2 separate regions of the Homo sapiens genome follow, and region 1 is linked to region 2. The links are chromatin loops, found by intact Hi-C in ENCODE. Cell type or tissue: endothelial cell of umbilical vein. All regions are shown on one strand. Links, peaks and the distances in the headings refer to the core of each region. The heading gives the core; the rest is flanking DNA.

Region 1 (9,731 bases), core at 1,171-9,170, 110 kb after region 2:
TGTGGCCTCCCTGGGGACTGGGTGAATGCGGGGAGGGATTTCCACTGCATCCTGGCCAGACAGAGCTCAGAAATGAGATTGTTCATTCAATCAAGCCCCTTCTACATGCCAGGCGCTGTTCTAGGAGCTGGAGACGCAACACTGGACGACACAGACATGGGCCTGCCCTCATGGGGCTTACAGCATAGTGGCAGAGATGATAGCGTGAGAGACTGAAACTAAGCCAGAAATCAACGTGTAAGAAGATGGCAGGGAGTGATCAGTGTTATAAAGACAAACAGCAGCGTAAGGGGAAATAGAGTGACAGAGACGCATTCAGATGGTGTGGCCAGGAAGGGCCTCTCTGGGGATGGGCAGTCCAGGCAGCGGGAACAGCCTGTGTATCGAAGGCACAGAAACGGCAGGGCAACTGCAGCACAAAAAGTGGCGGGGTCTGTGGGCGGCCGAGGAGGGCGCAGGCTAGAGCCAAAGGGCCTTCCCTGAAGGTCGGGTGAGGGCCTTGGATCCGCTTCCAAAAGGTAAGGCTCCTGGAGGGAATCGGGGCTCTGGTGAGGACTGAGGAACATGTCAGGGCCCTGCCTGGCTCTGCCCAGCCCTGCCCCGTAGGAGTTTGTGGGTGCAGGGCTCAGGTACACCTTGAAAGTTCCAGACAAACTCACTCAGCAGCAGGAAGGCCACCAGAGGGGCGAGGGTGGGAGCTCCACGGCACAGACAGAGGCCTGACGCACGCGGGAAGGGGAAGAAAGCTCCAGAAAGGCTCAGAGGGAGAGAGAGAGGGGCTGGAGAGCTCGGAGCGGCGAGGCAAGGCTCCCTACACCGCCAGGGGCTCCCAGATGATGCACACACCAGGCCCACGCAGGGAGAGGGTCTCAGCTGCGCTCTGTGACGCAGGCCTCGTGCCAGGCAAGGCAGTGACAAGCAGATCCTGACAAAGCCTCCAGGAGGGGACTCAGGGAAGACGAGGGGGAGACGGACAGAGAGAGGGGAGTCGTGATGCCTCCAGAGCCCCCAGAGAGGGAAGGAAGGACACATGGATGGTATCACCCAGACAGACCCCTGCACTCAGGGAGTTCCCCCAACTCATCTCTGCACCCAGGCAGGACTGGCCAGCAGCCCCATACACCGAGACAGACACACAGACAGCCCCCTACAGACAGCTGCCATGCTGCAGGCCTCCCTCCACACCGGCAAAACCGGCCAGCCAGAAACCCACTCCAGGACACACAGACCACCACACACACACCCCAACACAAGAAACACACACACGCACAAATCAGACGCCAGGACTGCCCAACAGCAGAATGCACACACACACACATCTCTCACAGACACGAAGACAGAGGGACAGGCAGACCAGATACGCAGCGCTGACAGACAGAGACAGACAGACAGACGGGGACAGGCCCGCAGACCCTCCCTCAGACAGGCCGAAACACCCCACTGCAGTGGAAAGAGTTGGGTGGGACAACAGGAGGCAGGAGGAAAGAGAGGGGTTCACTAGAAGAGAGAAGTCACAGCTGAGGAGGAGCGTATGAGCCTACGGCCCGCGGCCCAGCACACTCCACTGGAGTCTCCCCACCAGACCAGGGACCAGGGCCGCGGATCTGCCTCCGTATCCCTAAGTCCGCCCCCTGTGGGTGCTGGGTCAGGGAGCATCTACCAAAGGCACGACCAAATTTGCCTGCTGTGAGCCAAGTGCAGGCCAGAGCACTGCACGGGCTGCTGCACTGCAGGAGGTGACAGGTGACAGAGACTCCAAGGAGGGGACTAGAGCACAGCCCAGGAGGGGACATGAATCCCAAGGCAAGGTGCTGGGGAAGGGACGGGGCGAGACCCATTGGGGGACCACATGGACCGGACGTGGGCGGGGAGGGGAAGCGGACCAGCCCAGGGTCTGAGCTGGGTGCTGCCAGGTAGTGGGCATATGAGGCGGGACACCCCAGGCTTTGGCAAAGAGGGGTGTGTGAGTCCATCGTGAGGTGCCCATGGAATGTCCGGAAGGTTGTATGCAGGGAGGGCTGGAACTCAGGGGATGGAGGTGGGGTGGTCCCTACAAAGGGGGAGCTGAGCCCCAGAGTGGGGACAGTCACCAGGCGTGGTGGGAAGGGAGAAGAGGACAAGGAACAACAGTATGTTAGAAGGCCAAGGCTCGGAGAAGGAGTCCTCTGGAAGCAGGGCAGGCTTAGGGGACCAATGTGTCTACAGTCAGATGCCAGAGAAGTTGAGGAAGATGAGGACAAGGTCATGTCTGCAGGGAGGTAGGCGAGGTGCTGGTGAGAGCCATGCGGGAGGTCAGGCACAAATCGCAGCTGGAGTGAGTGAGAAGGAGGTACGGACAGCAAGACAGCTCAGGATGTGGAGGGGAGGGATGGGGTAGGGGCTTGAAGGGGGCTGGGGGTTGCTCTGCAGCGGAAGAGATGGACCGTGATGAGTGGACAGGTCTGGGCTCGGCTCGGAGATCCTGGCTAGAGACCCCGATGTTGGCAGCTTATGTGTGGAGCAAAGGGAGTTGGCAGAAGGGAATGGGGGGATGCCAGGGGCAGGAGGAGGCGGCCAGAGCTGGCATGGAGACGGACAGGCCGGCACATGCCCAGGGTGAGAGCCAGCCTGCGCCCATCCCTCAGAGACAGCGAGGGGAGGAAGGAGGGGTGGAAGAGCCAGAGAGAGACACGGGGCTGGGCTACCCTGGAACAATCTCGATGGAGCCCCCAGGAGTGGGAGAGAAAGGGAGGAAGGCAGAGGTGGGGGAAGGAGAGCGAGGGGGGAGGTGGTGGGCAATCGGGGAGACGCGCGCACACACACACACACACACACACTCCTACAGGGACGCACAGAATAGAAGCAGAATTCAATAACAACTTGGAGAGGGAGCGGAGCGGGAGAGAGCAGGCAGGGAGGGTAGTAGGGGAGGGAGGTAGGCACACGCGGAGCCCGTCTTAGGAGGTGTTCAATAACCGCTGATGGAGCGCAGGAACAAAGACAAGGGGCTCCCAGAGGGAAGCAACAGCTGAGAAAGTTGCAGGATAGACAGACAGACAAAATGTCACGCATACACACAGTGAGAAACACCCCGAGCCTCAAGGGGCGGGTGGGAGGGAGCCTGCACTCGAGGGCCAGGACGGTCTGTTTCTTGCTCCGGGTGGTGGAGGCACAGGTGCAGACACATGTGAAATTCATCAAAGCTTTTCATTTCAGATTTGTGCATCTTACGATATGTAAGTTAGATCCCAATTCTTTGAAATGAGAGGAAGAGGATAAAAGGTGGAAGGAAAGGTGAATGCGTCAGACAGGGAGACAGGAACAGACACACACACACAGGTACCAGTGATGCCCAGGGAAGAACAAAACCCGACCAAGTCAGAGGAAAAAGGAAATAAAATGGAACCTGACCAGGAGAGAAAGACCGACTCCTAGACCCCCACATGGAAAAGGAGAGGCCCCTGGGAGACCTGAATTGGGGGTAGGGGATTTATAAGGCAGGAAGGAAATCGCCTTGAGCTAGAGGGGGGCATAAGAGAGTGGCAGGGGAATGGCCCGGCAGGGGTGACCTGCTGGAAGTGGAGTGAGGCTGCATGAGGCCCCCTGATGAGGGAAGGAGCCAAACAGGATGCCAAGCCCAACGGGCCTTGAAGGGTTTGGGGCCGGGTGATGGGTGTGGGGCCCAGGAGGCAGCTTTGTTCTCAGGTCCCGGTCCAGAACCCACAAGCGGGGAGGGATGGAGATGGAGAGGTGAAGAGGGTGGGCGCTGAAATGGCCCCGCAGGAGGGTGCAGGGGGGCGGGTGACAAGAGTGCAGGCCCAGGAAAGGGGTGGGGAGGTAGAAAAGGGCCCACAAATAACTCTTGGACAGACAGACAGATGGATAGATGGATGGATGGACAGAGCACCCTCTCTCATCTGCAGAGGGAAAGCAAAGCCTCAGAGATGATGCAGAAAGAGACAAGGAGAGGTTTAGGAGAAGTGGAGAGAGAGATGGATCCGGGCAGGTGTGCAAAGGTCAAGATGCAGCCAGAGAGAGCAAAGGGAAGAGGAGATCTGTCTCTCTGTCTCTCCCCCTACACCACACACACACGCGCGCGCGCGCACACACACACACACACCTGTGTGCACAACTCACAAGAGCTGTTCTGCATGTGTGGACCAAAGGAAAGTACAAAGGAAATTACCCCAGGGTGAGAGTGAAGGATTAGGTACAGTGGCAGAGATGATGCCCTGACAGCTTGTCACATACTGGTTCACGTGCACAGACCTCGCCCTGTGAACCCACACACATACAGCCAGGGCAGATTTCAGAGTGCCTTAGAGACTGGCGAGAACAGGTGGGAAGGAGGGAGAAGTGGAGACACACACACACACACACACAGCCCAGTACACAGGAGAGATGTAGAGGTGTTGATTGAACTGAGGGACAAGTGCAAGGGACTCAGAATGAACACAAAAGCCAAGCCCTGCAGAAAGGGGGCCAGGGAGGGGCTGCTGTGACCCTCCACACACACACACACACACACACACACACACACACATGCACATTCTCTCTCTCTCTCTCTCTCACACACACACACACACACACACAGGCGGGAGCAGCTGCTCCGAGACGAGTGTTTTGGGAAGAGCTGTGAAAGTGAAAGAAACAAACCCTCAGCCGATGGCAGCGACCCCAACGCTGGAGCAAGGGGAGGCAGCTGCTGCCCACGCCGGAATCCCACCAGCCTGCAGCCACGGTAGGCAAGAGCCTCGGGGAACAATGAGGAGCCAGACCTGTTAGCTGCACATACACATACTCACGCCTGGGAGGACCCTGTGAGTGTGTGTGTGTAGGGGGGCGCTTAGGAAATGAATGGGAGGTGGAGTCATGGCCAAAACTGTTGGAAAGAGAGCAAGAACACACACACACTCATTCATACACATTCACAAGACGCACACATACACACACTCACACACATAAACACACAGTCATGTACACACATACACACACACATGCACTCACACGCACACTCAGGTACATACACTCACATGCACACATATACACAATACATACACACTCACATACACATACACATGTACACTCACACAGGCACATACACTCACATGCACACTTACACACACACCCCACACACACACATACACGACTTTGCAGCCACTTCCTAACGGGAACAACTAATTAGTGCCTGAGTGGGCTAGGCTAAAACCAACAGGCAAAGATAGAAACAAAGAGACAAAGACTCAGACAACAGAGAAACAAAACAAAAGACAGAGGGAGAAAAACAGACACAGAAACGGAGCCAAAGACAGGAAAAGAGAGAGAGAAAAGGAGAAAGAGAACGACCCAGTGAGAGAAGTGTGCCCCGGCCACCAGGGCTGCCTCATGGGAATGGCTCAATCAGGATTTTACGAAGGAGCAAGTGAAAGGAAAGGAAAGGAAGGGGGGAAGGGAAGGGAAGGGAGGGGAGGGAAGGGAAGGGAAGGGAAGGTAAGGGAAGGGAAAAAGAAAGGAGGAGAGGCCTCGATGGGTGGGAGGGGCATCAGCACAGCCGTCGCTGGATGCAGGCAACCGCAAGGGACCGCAGGCCACGGCCACACCACACACAGGCCGTGCTGCACACACACTGTACCACATCCACACCACCCAAACCATGCAATACACAACCATGCAACACACGCATCACACACCACACACACCGCAGACCACACTCACACCTGGACTGTGGTAGAGAAGGTGTGGGGATTGGGGGGGACAAAGGGAGGGTGAGGAAGGGGGGACCCAGACCTGAGCATGCCACGTGCACACACACACTCATACACAGACACACTCACACACACAAATGCAGGAAGCCCAGAGAAAAGACAAAATGCCAGCAAAACCTCAGAGAGGAGAGGGAAGGAGACAGAAGGCAAATACAGGAGAGACAGGTGCCGGCTGTGCACTTGTCACCCTCTCTTGGTGTCTGTCTGTCTATATGTCGGCCTGGCCCTCTCTCTCACTCCCTCCCATACACACACACACACACACACACACACACACACACACACACCCTGCTGGGCAGGAGCAGCTGCTACATGGTGTTCTAGGAAGAACCAAGGGGGAGAGGGAAAACAACCACCACCCATAGCAGTGACCCCAATGCTGGAGCAAGGGGAGGCGGGCAGGCAAAGGGTCGGGAGCAGGGAGCATGGCCCACCCTGGAAAGCTCACAGCCTGCAGATCTGGGAGAGCAGGAGACCTGGGGAAAGATGAGGAACCAAGACCCCTGCTCCCTGGCAGACACGCCAACGCACAGACACAGGGACACACACAGGTGTTTGTTGCAGGAATGAATGAATGAATGAATGAGGGGACCCCGGAGAAAGAGACAAACCTGTTATGGTGAAAGAGATGAACATAAGCCAGGCACAGTGGCTCATGCCTGTGATTCCAGCACTTTAGGAGGCTGAGGTGGGCGGATCTCTTGAGCCCAGGAGTTCAAGACCAGCCTGAGCAACAGAGTGAGACCCTGTTTCTACTAAAAAAAAAAAAAAAATAGCCGGGCATGGTTGTGCACGCCTGTAGTCCCAGCTACTCAGGAGGCTGAGGTAGGAGGATCACTTGAGCCCAGGAGGTTGAGGCTGCAGTAAGCCGTGATTGCACCGCTGCATTCCAGCCTGGGAGACAGAGCAAGACCCTGTCTCAAAAAAAAAAACCAAACAAACAAACAAACACAGAGAGATGGACACAGAGATGAAGAGGGAGGATGTGGCGTGCGTGTGCATGCACACATGCACACACACATACACACACACGCATCGTCTTGCTTTAATGCACTAACACAAGGACAAACTGCAGAGGCAAAATGAAGAAGACAGACACAGAGAGGGTAGAAGGCGGGGAGCATACACAGCCTGCCCGGCATGGCATTCGCCCAGGCCTGGCAAGAGGAGGGGATCAGTGAATCTATAGCCCATGCACCATACTTTTGGGACCCCAAGAAAATGTTCCAATTTCTTTTAAAATCAGAAGAAAAACGAACTTTTAACTCAAAGAAAATGTCTCAGTATGTCCTATTAATATATTCGTGTTGATACCAGTGCTATCGTAACATGTAATTTTTAATTTTCTTTTCTAAGGAAAGGGCCAAGGTGTCTAGGCCCACGAAGGTCCAAATGGGACTCCAGCTGGGTGCCCAGCCTGCGATAAGACCAAGGCCAGGACAGATCTCACTGCAGGGAGTATCAGAGACAAGGGAACCCAGCAAAGGGGGTTATCAAGAGGGCTTCCCAGAGGAGGTGGGATTTGCAGGCTGAAGAAAGGAAAGATGTCGGCCAGGTACAATGGCTCATGCCTGTAATCCCAGCACTTTGGGAGGCTTAGGCGGGCAGATCATGAGGTCAAAAGATCAAGACCGTCCTGGCCAACCAACATGGTGAAACCCTGTCTCTACTAAAAATACAAAGATTAGCTGGGTATAGTGGCGCACTCCCGTAGTCCCAGCTACTCGGGAGGCTGAGGCAGGAGAATCGTATGAACCCGGGAGGCAGAGGTTGCAGTGAGCCAAGATTGCGCCACTGCACTCCAGCCCGGACAACAGAGTGAGACTCTGTCTCAAAAAAAAAAAAGAAAGGAAAGATGTCAGGCAGAGGCACCATGAGCAATGCCTGCATGGTGGGGATCAGGATGACACAGGTCAGCCTGTGCACAGGCAGGTGGGGGAGACACAGGGCTCTGAGTGGGGCCAGAAGTGGTAAGAGGAAATGAAAGCCCACAGCAGAGCGTTAAGTGAGAGAAGGCTGAGCCACCCAGGGCATGTGGCTCTGTGCCAGAGGTCCCCCTGCTGACGGAGTGGGAGTGGACAAGTGAGTTGAGTTTTCGGAGGTTGCAGGTAAGATGTCCAGGGATGGTTGCCAGGGAAATTGTCCAGGAGGCAAGCCTTGAGGCTGAGGCTGGACCAGGATGGGGAGTGAGGAGAAGAACACCCCCAGATGCCAAGTCCAGGAGCCTCTGGGACAGGGGAAGTGAGGTGAGCAAGAGATTCATGCACAGACACACATGTACACAGGTGCATACACGTACACAGATGCAAACACACACTGACACGGTGGCAAGAACAGGAGGGAGGGAGAAGGGGAAGTCAGGTGGGAGGCAGATGGACAGCCACAAAGGCACAGAGATCTGGATACATGGACACATGCACACGTGCCCACACACACAACCTGGGGGTGGAACAATCAAAGAAAGAGATGAGCATTTAATGAGACCACAGCAAGAGGCAGGCGGGAGGCAGAGGCTGACACACAGACGGACAGATGGACACGGCCCCAGGATCCCAGGAGACACGCTCCAAGGGCTGGGTGGGAAAAGCCCCAGAAAGGGGAGGGCTGCGGGGAGTGAGAATCGGGATGGACCTCACAGACGACAAACAGATGGACAAAAAGCTTCTCTCCCTGCCGCTCCCTCCCCGCCACCAACTCCAGCCCCTCTGTCTCCATCCCCTTTTCCTGTCTGTCCTGTCTGAATCTCTGAATCTCTGCCTGTCTCTTTTTCTCTCTATGAATCACAGCGTTTCAGAGCCTCTGAGAGAAAAATGGGAAAAGAAGACAGAGATGATAGAAAATGCAGAGTGTGCGTGTGTGTGTGTGTGTGTGCATGTGTATGCGCGCGTGTGTGTGTGTGTCTGTGCATGCGTGCACCCAGCATGAAGTCTGGTCTGGAGAATGTAACTAGGGAGGGAGGAAGAGAGGGGACGAGAGAAGCAGAGGATGAACAAAGAGACTTTCGAAGCTCATAGGAAAAAGCCTGGGAGGCAACAGCAGCAGGGACACGCATATGCCGCACACCCCTACACACACCACACACCACACACCACACACACCCTGCATGCACCCTGGAGACATGCCCCAGACTCCAGGCGGGAGGGGTGGAGCAGGGGGTGTGAAATATGGTTGGTTGGTTGGTTTGTGTTTTCCTGTATCTTTCCTATTTTGCCAGAAAGAATATATATTCTTTTTTTGTCATGGGGGAAACATTTTAGTTTTCTCAAAAAGAAAAAAATGCATGCAGAATTAAGAGTAAAACCAACTGAAGGCAGAAAGGAAAGGCTGAGGGGGCATGGAGCCCTGGGGTCTCATATCCCCGGGAGACACCTGGACACTACACAGGGCCGAAGGAGGGGACAGCGGGGCCAGGAGACTGTGGCCCAGCAGAGTGGATGACATCTCTCGCCTCTGCACTCCATCTCTGTGTGTCTATCTCTGTCTCCCTTACACACCGAGTCCAGCACAAGCCAACTGGACACAGGCCCAGAGTGAGGAAGTCCCAACCGGAGAAGGAGCCAGAGACAGGAGTGGGAGAGGCAGAGCGACTTTCCCGCCTGCCTTCCCTGAGCAGACATTACCAATGTGGCGGGACCTGGGATCACTAGGGAGAACGTCACCCAGTCCCTCAAGCGCTTGTTCTAGTGGGCGGGCTGACACGCTCTGCGGATTCCAGGGCGTCAGGGAGAGCTCCCAGGGCCGGTCTGTGGCCTCGGAGATGTGCTTTGCAGGATGAATAGGAGTTTGCCAGGTTGTAGAGAGGGAAGAAAGGGCATTCTCAGCGGTGAAAACAGCCTGGGCAAAGGCATGGAGGTGTGGGAGGGCCTGGGAAGAGTCAGAGATGTGAAGAGGTGGATGGGGAGAAAAATCTGAGAGGCAGAAAGGGAGGGTGGGGACTAGAGAAAGAGAGACAGCACCCAGGCAAAGAGGAAAAGAGACAGAAATTAG
Region 2 (9,731 bases), core at 360-8,359:
GGAGGCAGTGAGGAGGAAAGGGGAATCGAGAGAGCAAATGCAGCGAGGCTGGAATGCAAGTGCCCTGGGCAAGGGACAGCGAGAGGGCCCCACTGTATTTCTTAACCACCCTCCTTCCTCAACTGTGCCCTCCAGTCCCGCCACACAGGCACGCGGTTGGTGCTGCACCAAGATTCAGGGCGTCGGCTGGCGATGTCAGAATGTCCATTCTGCTGGCTGGTGCGGTGTTTTGATTTCCATGGTGGGGCCTGCTGGCATGGCCCTGGCTTCGGGGCTGGGATGGTGCTGTCCCGACTTTGTCCAGATCAGAATGCGGTGCCTATGCCCAGATCTCAGGGGTCTGCTCCCCCTATCCCCCCTCCTCTCTCGACCCTGCCCCTTAGTGGGACCGGTGCAAAGGGGTTGGGAAGGGATCTGGTATCTTCGTCATTGTCGGTACTGCTTCTCCGGGGGTCTACTGGCCCCTCACTGACCTTGCCAAGTGCTCCTCTGGCGAGGGAACACAGGGGACCCCACATTCCTGCGCGGCACTGGCTCCCGTGCTGGCCGAGATGCACAGGAGCACCTGATGATACGGCCGCCCAGGGCTGGGAGCTGGGGCCTCAGTTGGGGGCTCGCTGCCTGCGCTCCCCCAACACCTGCCGCCCGGTCCGCGACACCGTGTATGCCAGCTTCTGCAGGGAGTACCTGAACACCTGCGACGAGAAACCCAGGACCCACCCTTAGTGGAGAGCACCCACAGCATGTCTGTGGTGCTGCCGTGCCCACCCCCGCCCCACCCCCTGCCCCGCCCGCCCATCCAGCGTAGGCTGGAGAGGCGGGCGCGGGCGCAGCTTGTCCACGAGTCAGGGCAGCTGGAGCTTTTCCAACTGTGCTGAGAGCTGCATGGCGGCAAGCTGATTGGACCCACAACTTAGGTATACCTCACTTCTCGCAATGGGCTGTGTCCCTGGAGGATTTCGAAAAGCGAATCCTACCCAGTAAATGCAGCATTCCAGGAACACCTTGAAGGAAATATGCGATTCCTTTGGCAAAGGATTCCTTTAGCAGGGAATTCTTCCTGCAAAGGGAGCTTTTAGGGTAAATGATTTTATGGGCAAAGCGCTTTCTTCTGATTTATCTCTTTTTACACCAAGCGCTTTTGCCTCTTTTTTATTTTTTTTATTATTATTTTTTTTTTTGTAAAGCAATTGTCCTTTTTTGGAAGTGCTTTTTTTCCCCTTCTATTTTTCTCTCGAGGGGCTTTTTCCTCTAATTTTTTTCTTTAAAGCGTTTTTGCCCGATCCATTTTTTTCCGTTAGCTCCCTTGTCTAATTTTTTTCTGCAGTGCGTTTTTAATCTAATGCATTTTTTTCTGCCAAGTGCTTTTCTCCGATTTATTTTTCCTGCAATGCGCGTTTTTCTGTTTTCCTGTGAACTACTTTTTCTCTAATTCGTTGTAGGGTTTTTTTTTTTTGCGAAGTAATTTTTATTTTTTCTGAGAAGTGCCTTTTTCTAACTTATTTTTTGTTCCACCCCCGCAAGCGCTATATGTTTTTTTAAATAAAATTTCTCCGCAATGCGCAATTTTTTAAGGTGGAAAATTTTCACTCTGCGAGCTGTAAAGTCTTTCAACACAGTAGTGCCCCGCCTCCCTCCTGGGGTCGAGTCCGGGTGTAGCGGGTTTTTCTTACCGCGTAGGTCGCTAAATGCCTGGGTGATCGTCCGCAGCGGTCGCCCGCCGCGCCCCGAGTCTTTGTTCCCTGGCAGGCGCGGGCGCACTAGGGAGGGTCAGCGCGAGGAGGACGGCGCAGGGAATGGGCAGGGGGCGCGCGGTGCCGGCAGCGGCACTTGGGCAGGCAAGGATCGCGGCAATCGGAATAGGACGGGTCCGGGAAGCGGCAATCGCGACGCAGTCTTGCGGGTTCTAGGGGCGCGAGTTGGGAACCCTCTCCCACCCGAAACCCCGTCAGACTTACCTGCAGCAGCACGCGGAAGATGTACCAGCCGATGATGAGCAGTTCAGCCGAGGCCGCCGCCACTGCCGCCATGGTTCCAAGAATGGTAGGTGGGTGGTCGAGAAAGAGGGTTTGCCGAGATCCGCTGGTCTCGGAGTCCGCTGTTGGGCGCACTGCCGCAGCCGCGGTGGCCGCGCCTTAAGTACCCGCCCGCCACCTAAGTGCGCATGCGCGCCTTGGGGGGTGTTTATGAGGAGGGGTGGCTGGGGGCGCTCCTCATTCGCCAGGAGAGGAAAAAAATAATCCATCTGCTCTTTCCATACCGACCCCCGCCTCCTGAGTTCCATCTTAGCCCCCTTCCAGAAGATTCCGCCGTGCTTGCTTTTGGATTTTGCTTTAAAATGGAGGGGTACCACGACTCTGGGTAGAGTACAGGGCGAGAATGGGGGTGCAGGTCTCTTAGTGTGGCGCCCTTCTCCCCAGTCCCTGGCCTGCAAATTTGAGCTCAGTCTCCGGTGCCACTCCAAAGCCTACCTTGGGGATGGATGGAAAACCGAAATTAGGGAGGGGTCATCTGCCCCATAGAGCAAAAAACGTGGTGCCCCTTTCAGAAGCTTTGGCATAATAGGCCCGTGCTCGGCGCTCTTTTCCTGATACTGAATGAGTTTTAAGCCCAGGTCCTCTGCTTCATGAGGGTGCCTGAGCGCGTAACCCGTCTGATTCTTTACATCTCTCTTACGGTAGCGAGGAGATGAGAATCTGCGGTGGAGGTCGCTACTGTAGGGAGCTGAGCCAGAGCACTGCGCTTTGGGCGCAAAAGCAGTAGTCACCCGGTATCTGTAGGAGGGATACAGGAAGGATTGGCGCCCTTCGTATGCACGGAAGGAATGAGCTCTACGGAGAAGTGGTTGGAATATGCTTGGGGATAGTTTTCTGCTGGACAGGTCGTTTCGACCTCAGTCTTCCGCTCCCCTCCCCCAAGCCCTGGTAGGTCGGCCTTAGCCAGTGGGGTTCTTTGTACCCGTTGCGCTGTGCGGCTGGATCACCGAACGGGGTTACGCTACCGCTACCGGAGGGTTGTGGCTACCGCAGCCCCGTTTCCAAGTGAGGCGGGTCCCTTTTAGACCGCCAGTCTTGTGGGTCCCTCGCACAGCGCGGATTTTCGGGCGGGAAGACCGGAATGCGGTTTGTGAGTGTGGTCCCCGCGCACCGGTAGCCAGCCGAAAGCACCTCTTTCCAGCAAGCTGCCTGGCCCAGGGACCAACTGGCATTTGCCCCTATGTGGATAGAAAATTAATTTTCATTAAAAGCTCCCAGAGGTCAGGTTCTATACAGTGCCAGCAGCAGATGGAGGTGTAATGATCCAAACGAGTTCAGTTTGGACAAAGTAGCATAGTGACTTTTTTTCTACATTGACTTTCGGAGAAGTTGGCAGATTCTGGCAAAGTGACGCTGGGCTGTTTGAAAAAGGCAAGCTTAGCCTAGGCTGCCATCTTAAAATATTTCGAGGCTGTAGCTGCCTCAGGATCCTTTGCCTGTGGTCTGGTGGCCGGCAGTGCCCCGCTAACAGCTTTAACTCTGCACTTAGTGCCTGAGCACCTATGGCTGTGAGAGATGCTAGATACAGAACCCTGTCCTTACCACGTGGGGGCACAGCAGGGAGCCCTTGGTCGTCCTTTGGCAACCACTGGGCGGTATTGTGAGGTCTGGGCCCCTTGAGGACGGGCTGCAGCCCCAGGAGGCGATACATGATCTCTGCTGGGCAGGGCCCAGGCAAAGCCAGCCCACTGTGTGAAACCGTGCCAAAGAGCCCTCTCCCCGATCCCCCAGGAGAAGCCCCGGGGAGACATCCCAGGAAGCTTCCCGAATTAGTGACTTGGAGAGGAGTAGAACTTTCACGGGTGGGCAGGGAGGAAAGGGCATTTCACATTTGCTGTTGTTAACCATGATCCATTTTCCCAAATAAGTATACATTCTGTTCCTGTTTTTTTTTTTTTTTTCTTTTTTTTTTTTTTTTTTTGTCTGTCTGTCTGTTCTTTGTCTGTTTGTCTGTTGTGTTGACTTTTCTCTTCAGGATCCCTGCTGCCTTGGTGATCCCGGGCTGACAGCCAGAGAGCACAGCGGCTCAGCTCCTGGAGAGTGAGGGTTGAAGAAAGCGGAGGGCAGCCGCCTGCGCCCGCTGGCTCCCATTAGGTCGGTTCCTGCAGCGGTGCCCGGCAGCCTTGGTGAAGGCCCTGCCCGGCAGAGATCATGTATTGCCTCCAGTGGCTGCTGCCCGTCCTCCTCATCCCCAAGCCCCTCAACCCCGCCCTGTGGTTCAGCCACTCCATGTTCATGGGCTTCTACCTGCTCAGCTTCCTCCTGGAACGGAAGCCTTGCACAATTTGTGCCTTGGTTTTCCTGGCAGCCCTGTTCCTTATCTGCTATAGCTGCTGGGGAAACTGTTTCCTGTACCACTGCTCCGATTCCCCGCTTCCAGAATCGGCGCATGATCCCGGCGTTGTGGGCACCTAACGGCCTGCCCTGTTAGCTTTCCAAGGAAGCAGAAGACGGGAGGGGAGGCATTGACATAGGTCATAAAGCATTGGAGTTTCAAATCCCGCAGCCTCGCGGGTGTCACATTCCTGACGGCGCCTTTTTGGCCTGTGATGTTTTATCCTTACAATGTGAATAATGGCACTGACCGGTGCTTTTATTGTAAAGTCCTATAGTCGTGGGTGGTCTTGTGGTTGTGTGTGTTCTGTCCCCATCTAGGTCCTGGCTGGCCGCATGACCACCCCTCTCGCCTCATTACTGTGAGGAGTCTGGGTCCATCCTGGTCAGCTGCCCCAATGTGACCTGGGGCAGATAAAATGCCAGTCTCATTGTCACCTCTGTGACCCCTCCTTGTCAGGGTCTCCTTCCTTCCCAGAATGTTACTGACTCCTCAGTCCCTCTTCTGGTTTCCCTTTATTTCTCTTCTACCCTTTTCCTTTTTTGGGGAGTACCTGTCCAAGACAGGGCTCATTTTTGCACTTATCTCGAATTTGAAGAGATTGCTGACGCCCGAGAGCCTCGCTTTTTCATCCTTCTTTCCTTGTTCAGCAGGCTAGACAGAAACATGTCTTGACTGTTAGTTGTCCACAAATCTTCAGTATTTTCTCCACTTCATTTTTAAGAAAGGAAGCAACAGATAGATGTTGCTCTTTCACCTGGGTGTCTGGGCTCAAGCTTTCCCGCCCAGCCTCACTTCCTTTGCCCTTCCTCCTGCCTTTCTCAACTGTCCCAAGGAGGGGGCCTCATTGTGTCTCCCGTGCATGCTCTGCAGCATTGAAGTATGGTGTGTTCACGTAGTTCTAGCAGTCCCCAGCTGAGTGAGTGGGAGAGTACCTGTGTGTTTCGTAACGGCCTTGATCCCCTTGATAGATGTTTGGATATTTTTTGGTGTGCCCTGTGTGTGTGTGTGTACAAATACATGTGTATATTCCTTTTAAAGAAGCTTTATCGAACGTGGTCTGATTTTGAGGTTTAGCAATAGCTAGCTATATATGGTAGGTGCCGCTACAGTTTTTATTTAGCATGGGGATTGCAGAGTGACCAGCACACTGGACTCCGAGGTGGTTCAGACAAGACAGAGGGGAGCAGTGGCCATCATCCTCCCGCCAGGAGCTTCTTCGTTCCTGCGCATATAGACTGTACATTATGAAGAATACCCAGGAAGACTTTGTGACTGTCACTTGCTGCTTTTTCTGCGCTTCAGTAACAAGTGTTGGCAAACGAGACTTTCTCCTGGCCCCTGCCTGCTGGAGATCAGCATGCCTGTCCTTTCAGTCTGATCCATCCATCTCTCTCTTGCCTGAGGGGAAAGAGAGATGGGCCAGGCAGAGAACAGAACTGGAGGCAGTCCATCTAGGGAATGGGACTGTGAGGCCATACTTGTGAAACGTCTGGACTGCTATTCTAGAGCTTTTATTTGGTGTGTTCGTTGCACAGCTGTTTGAAATGTTTAATAAAGCTTTATAAACTTTACTTTGTGGTTTTATGTGGCTGCAGTCCATTTGGGTCGTGGTGTTGGATTTCGGAGTTGGTGGGGGGCAGGGGGAAGCATGGAGGGGCTGAGTCTTTGGCGCCAGAGTACCTTAGCCTGAAAATTTGATCTGCTTTCTGGAGAGCAGATGGTGGGGATGGGGGAGGGGGAGCAGGGGGCAGGACAGGCGGTGAACAGGAGGGAGTCTGAAAGTTTTCAGAGATGAGACATTTGCGTTTCTCAGCTCCCATGGCTTCTTGCCTGAAATTGTTTCCCTCCATAGGAGATTTGAGTAACCGATCCCTTGACAAACAACTTAAGACAGCTGGAGCTCTAATCATCAAGGATTTTTATGGTGCTGCTTTTGAAGTAAAAATAGTGAAACCCCTTATGGCATTTCAAGTGGAAAAATAAATAAGACTGGCTGTCCAACCAGCCGGATGTAAGGTGATGGCTGGAAGTGCCGAGAGTGGTGTGGTTCCATGTTGTAGGTATGCACGTGCTCCCATGGCCATGACCTTTGAGACAGTGTAGGCTAGTTTGTCAGGTCCTGTGCTGAGTATTCACCTCTGAATCTCCTTCTTCTAGAAAGCATGGTAGGAATACTGCCTGTCCAAGGCACAGGGCTGTCGTGAGGTTTTATTGAGTCACAGTCGTGAAGGGCTTTGGTAATTTCATAGAAGATCACCTGTTCTACCTAGGCTTTAAATTTGTTGCTATAAAATTGAGTATGGTTTTCTCCTGTTCACTTAAGTCTCCCCATTGTCACTTTATTCCTTTTTTCATTCAAAACTTGCCAAAGATTTGTCTATTTTAGAGGTATTTTCAAAGAACCAAACTTTTATCGATCATATCTGCTGGGTAATTTTCTTACCTGATTCTTTTATGCTTTTATCTCTGAATTCTTCTTTTCTGTGTTTCTGGATAGATTTCGTGGTTCTGCAAAGTCTTGACAAGCTGAGGAGTCATACCTGGAAAGGATGGTTTGTTCAACAAACATTGAGACCCTGTACTAGGCTTGCTGGGGATTTCAGGGGCAAGACTCAGACCTGACTCTTCAGGAGCTCATGATTGTAGCCTAGTGGGAAGACTTAACAAAATAGACAATTGCAAATTCCAAAAACAAAACAAACAAAAAAAAGGCTTTTGTGTCCCTACTCTCCTGTGGCGACACCTGGATGATAAATGAAGCCAAGATTATTGCTTATTTTGCTCTCCCTCGGAAAGCAGCTTTCTGTTTTAGGTCAAGCCCGCTTAAGAGTCACAAACAGGCCTCCCTCTGAAAGATTTGTGGCCCTTTCCAGCAGGGAGCCTGCAGCCCACCCCTTCCCAAAGTGACTGCCAAATCAGCATTCTGTCACCCCACAGTGCTTCCTACCTTGCCAGGCAACCACCCCCTCTTCCTGAACTGCCTTTTAGGAAAATGAAAAGTAGATACCTTTTCTGGAAAAGAGTAGGGGCAGCAGGCCTTAGAAAAACACACAATTACATTGGTCACTGTGGCTCAGTGTGAAACGGTTGCCCACATGGTACCTAGTGACCACAAGACACCATAAGGCCTAGGTCTGGGCTTCTTTAGGAACTGGTTCTTACCCTGCTGTGGGCCCCAGTTTCCAGAGAGGTAAAATGTGGTCTTTGGAGCAGACAGTTTTTCTAGTCCTAATATCCTGGGAGTTCTTTCTCCCAAGATCTAGGGTCTTCCTGGACCCATTTGAGGATGTTAGCTGGGCTCTGAGTAGGTGGCAGTGCACTTTCAGGATGGCATGGGCTTTATGCTTTAGTCAGTGTACCATGTGAGCCCAGGTATTTCCTCTGTCAGGAAGCTTCCCTGGATTTCTTCTCCCTGGGGATCTACTTGACTGGAGCGTTTCACTCAGCCTTCTGTTGAGTGCTACTGCTAGTGTTACGCAGACTTCCCCTTCTGTAGCGACTGAGTTCATGGGCTCCTCTTGTCTCCCAAGGGGGCCTGCATTGTCAGTCATTTGGCTGGTATTTGGCAGAATCCCATGCAGGAATAGGCCTTGAGACTACAGGGTGGACAGTTCCTGCCATTAGGGAGCCCTCCAGGCTAATGGGAAAGGGCACAACATTGAGCAGATAATGCCAGCGATACACAACCGTGGACTGTGTCAGCTGCTAGAAGAGAAGGTCTAAGAGGGGACCCAATGTAGGCCTGGAAGGATTGACTTTCAGGTGGAGACCTGAAGAACAAATATAAAGGTTTGAGCAGTGAAGTAATGAATGAGATGTTATTATTATTTTACCATCTAATCAAGCATCTCTGCTTACAGATAAAGAGACTGGGATGAAAGTAAAATGAAGGACCACCACTATCTGGCTGCCCTAGAATCAGAACCCAAAAAGGCTTTTTGGGATAAAGAGGTCAGTCTATCTAAAGCTAGCAAATTGTTGGGAGATACTAAGGAAATCTAAAGCTGAAATGCTATTGGCAGGCCCCTAAACTCAGCCCTAAGAACTCTTCATTTCCATCCAACTGGGAACCATCACAAACGAGGATCTGATGGGAGTTGGGGAGTAACCCAGTCAGAACAGCCTTTGAGATGGGATTCTGTCGGCAAGAAACAGGACAGCATTTGAGTGGTGACAGTAGCAGGGCCATGGAGAAGGCTACTGGCTTCTCTAGATGACTGGGAATGGGGAGAAGTAGACATAAGGAGTGAGTGTGGGTGAGGCAGGGACACAGGAGAAAAGGTAGGCTGGGGAGAAGGAAGCAGTGAAAGATGATAGAAGGAAAGCCAACTCCTATTGAATAGCTGCAGGAAAGGAGGCCAGAGAAGGGCTGTCACCTGTGTCCATTTGGTGGGCAGAGCCAGAACCCTGTCTTCTACCATCCAATGCAAAGTTCACTCCCCAACGCACCAAAATGTGTGAAAGGGCCACTGTTCTGAAAAGAGGAATGACTGAAGAAGTGCTCTCCCTGATGGAAGATGGTCCTGCCTAGGGAGCTTGGCCTGTCTCAGCCCAGCAACCCTCCCTCCCCAGTATCTTCCTGAAAGTCCCAGGAAGAACACAGTTTGATCTGCCAGGCTTCAAGGGGAGAATGAAGTATGTTGAGAAAAACTTCTATTGTTAGGCAGGCTTGAGGTGAAGAAGAGAACCTGCCTAAGCAGCAACTGAAGGCTTCAGACAGAAGCCTTGGGTCTCCCTTTGGGATCCTGGAAAAGGGACTCAGAGGCTGGGCAGAGATAGACTTTAAGGACTGAAGAACCTTGATGCAAGGCTTGAGAGAGTCCCAGCGCTTACGCCCTGCCTTTGTGACTATACCTCACCTGTCTCATAGAGAACACACCACCACTACAGCATCGGCCCCAAGGCACAGTCTCCGTAAATGTTATTTCCTCTGTTTTATGGCTCCCTGCCACTGGCCTTTACTAAGCTCCAGCCTGTTAGGGATGTGATCTGATCCCCCAGCTCTCCCTCTCATTCATTCATTTGAGGAGCATTTGCCAGGCTCTTTTCCAAGCTCTGAGAAGCTGGTGCAGAATGACTGTGCCCTCCTTGAGGAGCTCAGATCAGCAGGAGGGAGGGCAGAGTCATTCTTGTGGGTAGATAATACCATGTTATTAGGGCTTTAGTGGAGTTAGGTAGAGATTATTTGGGAGACCATATCTCAGTACCTCTGTGTGAAGTCCATTAATTATTTTTTACCTTCTCTGCAAAGGCAGTATCCTGAAAAGGAAAACACCAAGGTGTAGCTTTCTTTCTGGGAGACCAAAGTCCTCAGTTTGAGCCCCTACTTAGCCACCATTTTACCCAGCAACCCTCCA

The links. Hi-C counts contacts between places; a loop is a spot of excess contacts. Peaks named below come from ENCODE experiments on the same cell type or tissue, not always from the same donor. Only the 100,000 strongest peaks of a DNase experiment are listed, where the experiment ranks them.
Region 1: a loop joins it to region 2, with 2.7 times the contacts of the local background. A loop is called at or near these places in 26 of 110 quality-filtered maps.

What each region holds. Positions count from the first base shown.
Region 1 is chr20:37,407,462-37,417,192 of GRCh38, reverse strand. No RefSeq gene overlaps it. Among named protein-coding and RNA genes, the nearest start is that of SRC, 66 kb to the right of the region's middle. RefSeq lists enhancers at 4,170-4,678, 4,679-5,188, 8,946-9,731. In endothelial cell of umbilical vein, for the core only: no CTCF peak of the experiment used is centred there; a DNase peak (open chromatin) is centred at 4,932; H3K27me3 peaks cover 993 bases.
Region 2 is chr20:37,513,631-37,523,361 of GRCh38, reverse strand. BLCAP (BLCAP apoptosis inducing factor) reads left to right here. Exons shown (of 2, transcript NM_006698.4): 2 at 4,012-5,945. The coding sequence starts at 4,188. The coding sequence ends at 4,451. It overlaps NNAT (neuronatin), which reads right to left and starts at 2,112. Exons shown (of 3, transcript NM_005386.4): 1 at 1,959-2,112; 2 at 924-1,004; 3 at 1-695. The coding sequence starts at 2,030. The coding sequence ends at 603. RefSeq lists enhancers at 3,040-3,903, 3,904-4,767. In endothelial cell of umbilical vein, for the core only: no CTCF peak of the experiment used is centred there; DNase peaks (open chromatin) are centred at 891 and 4,341; H3K4me3 peaks cover 671 bases; H3K27ac peaks cover 1,371 bases.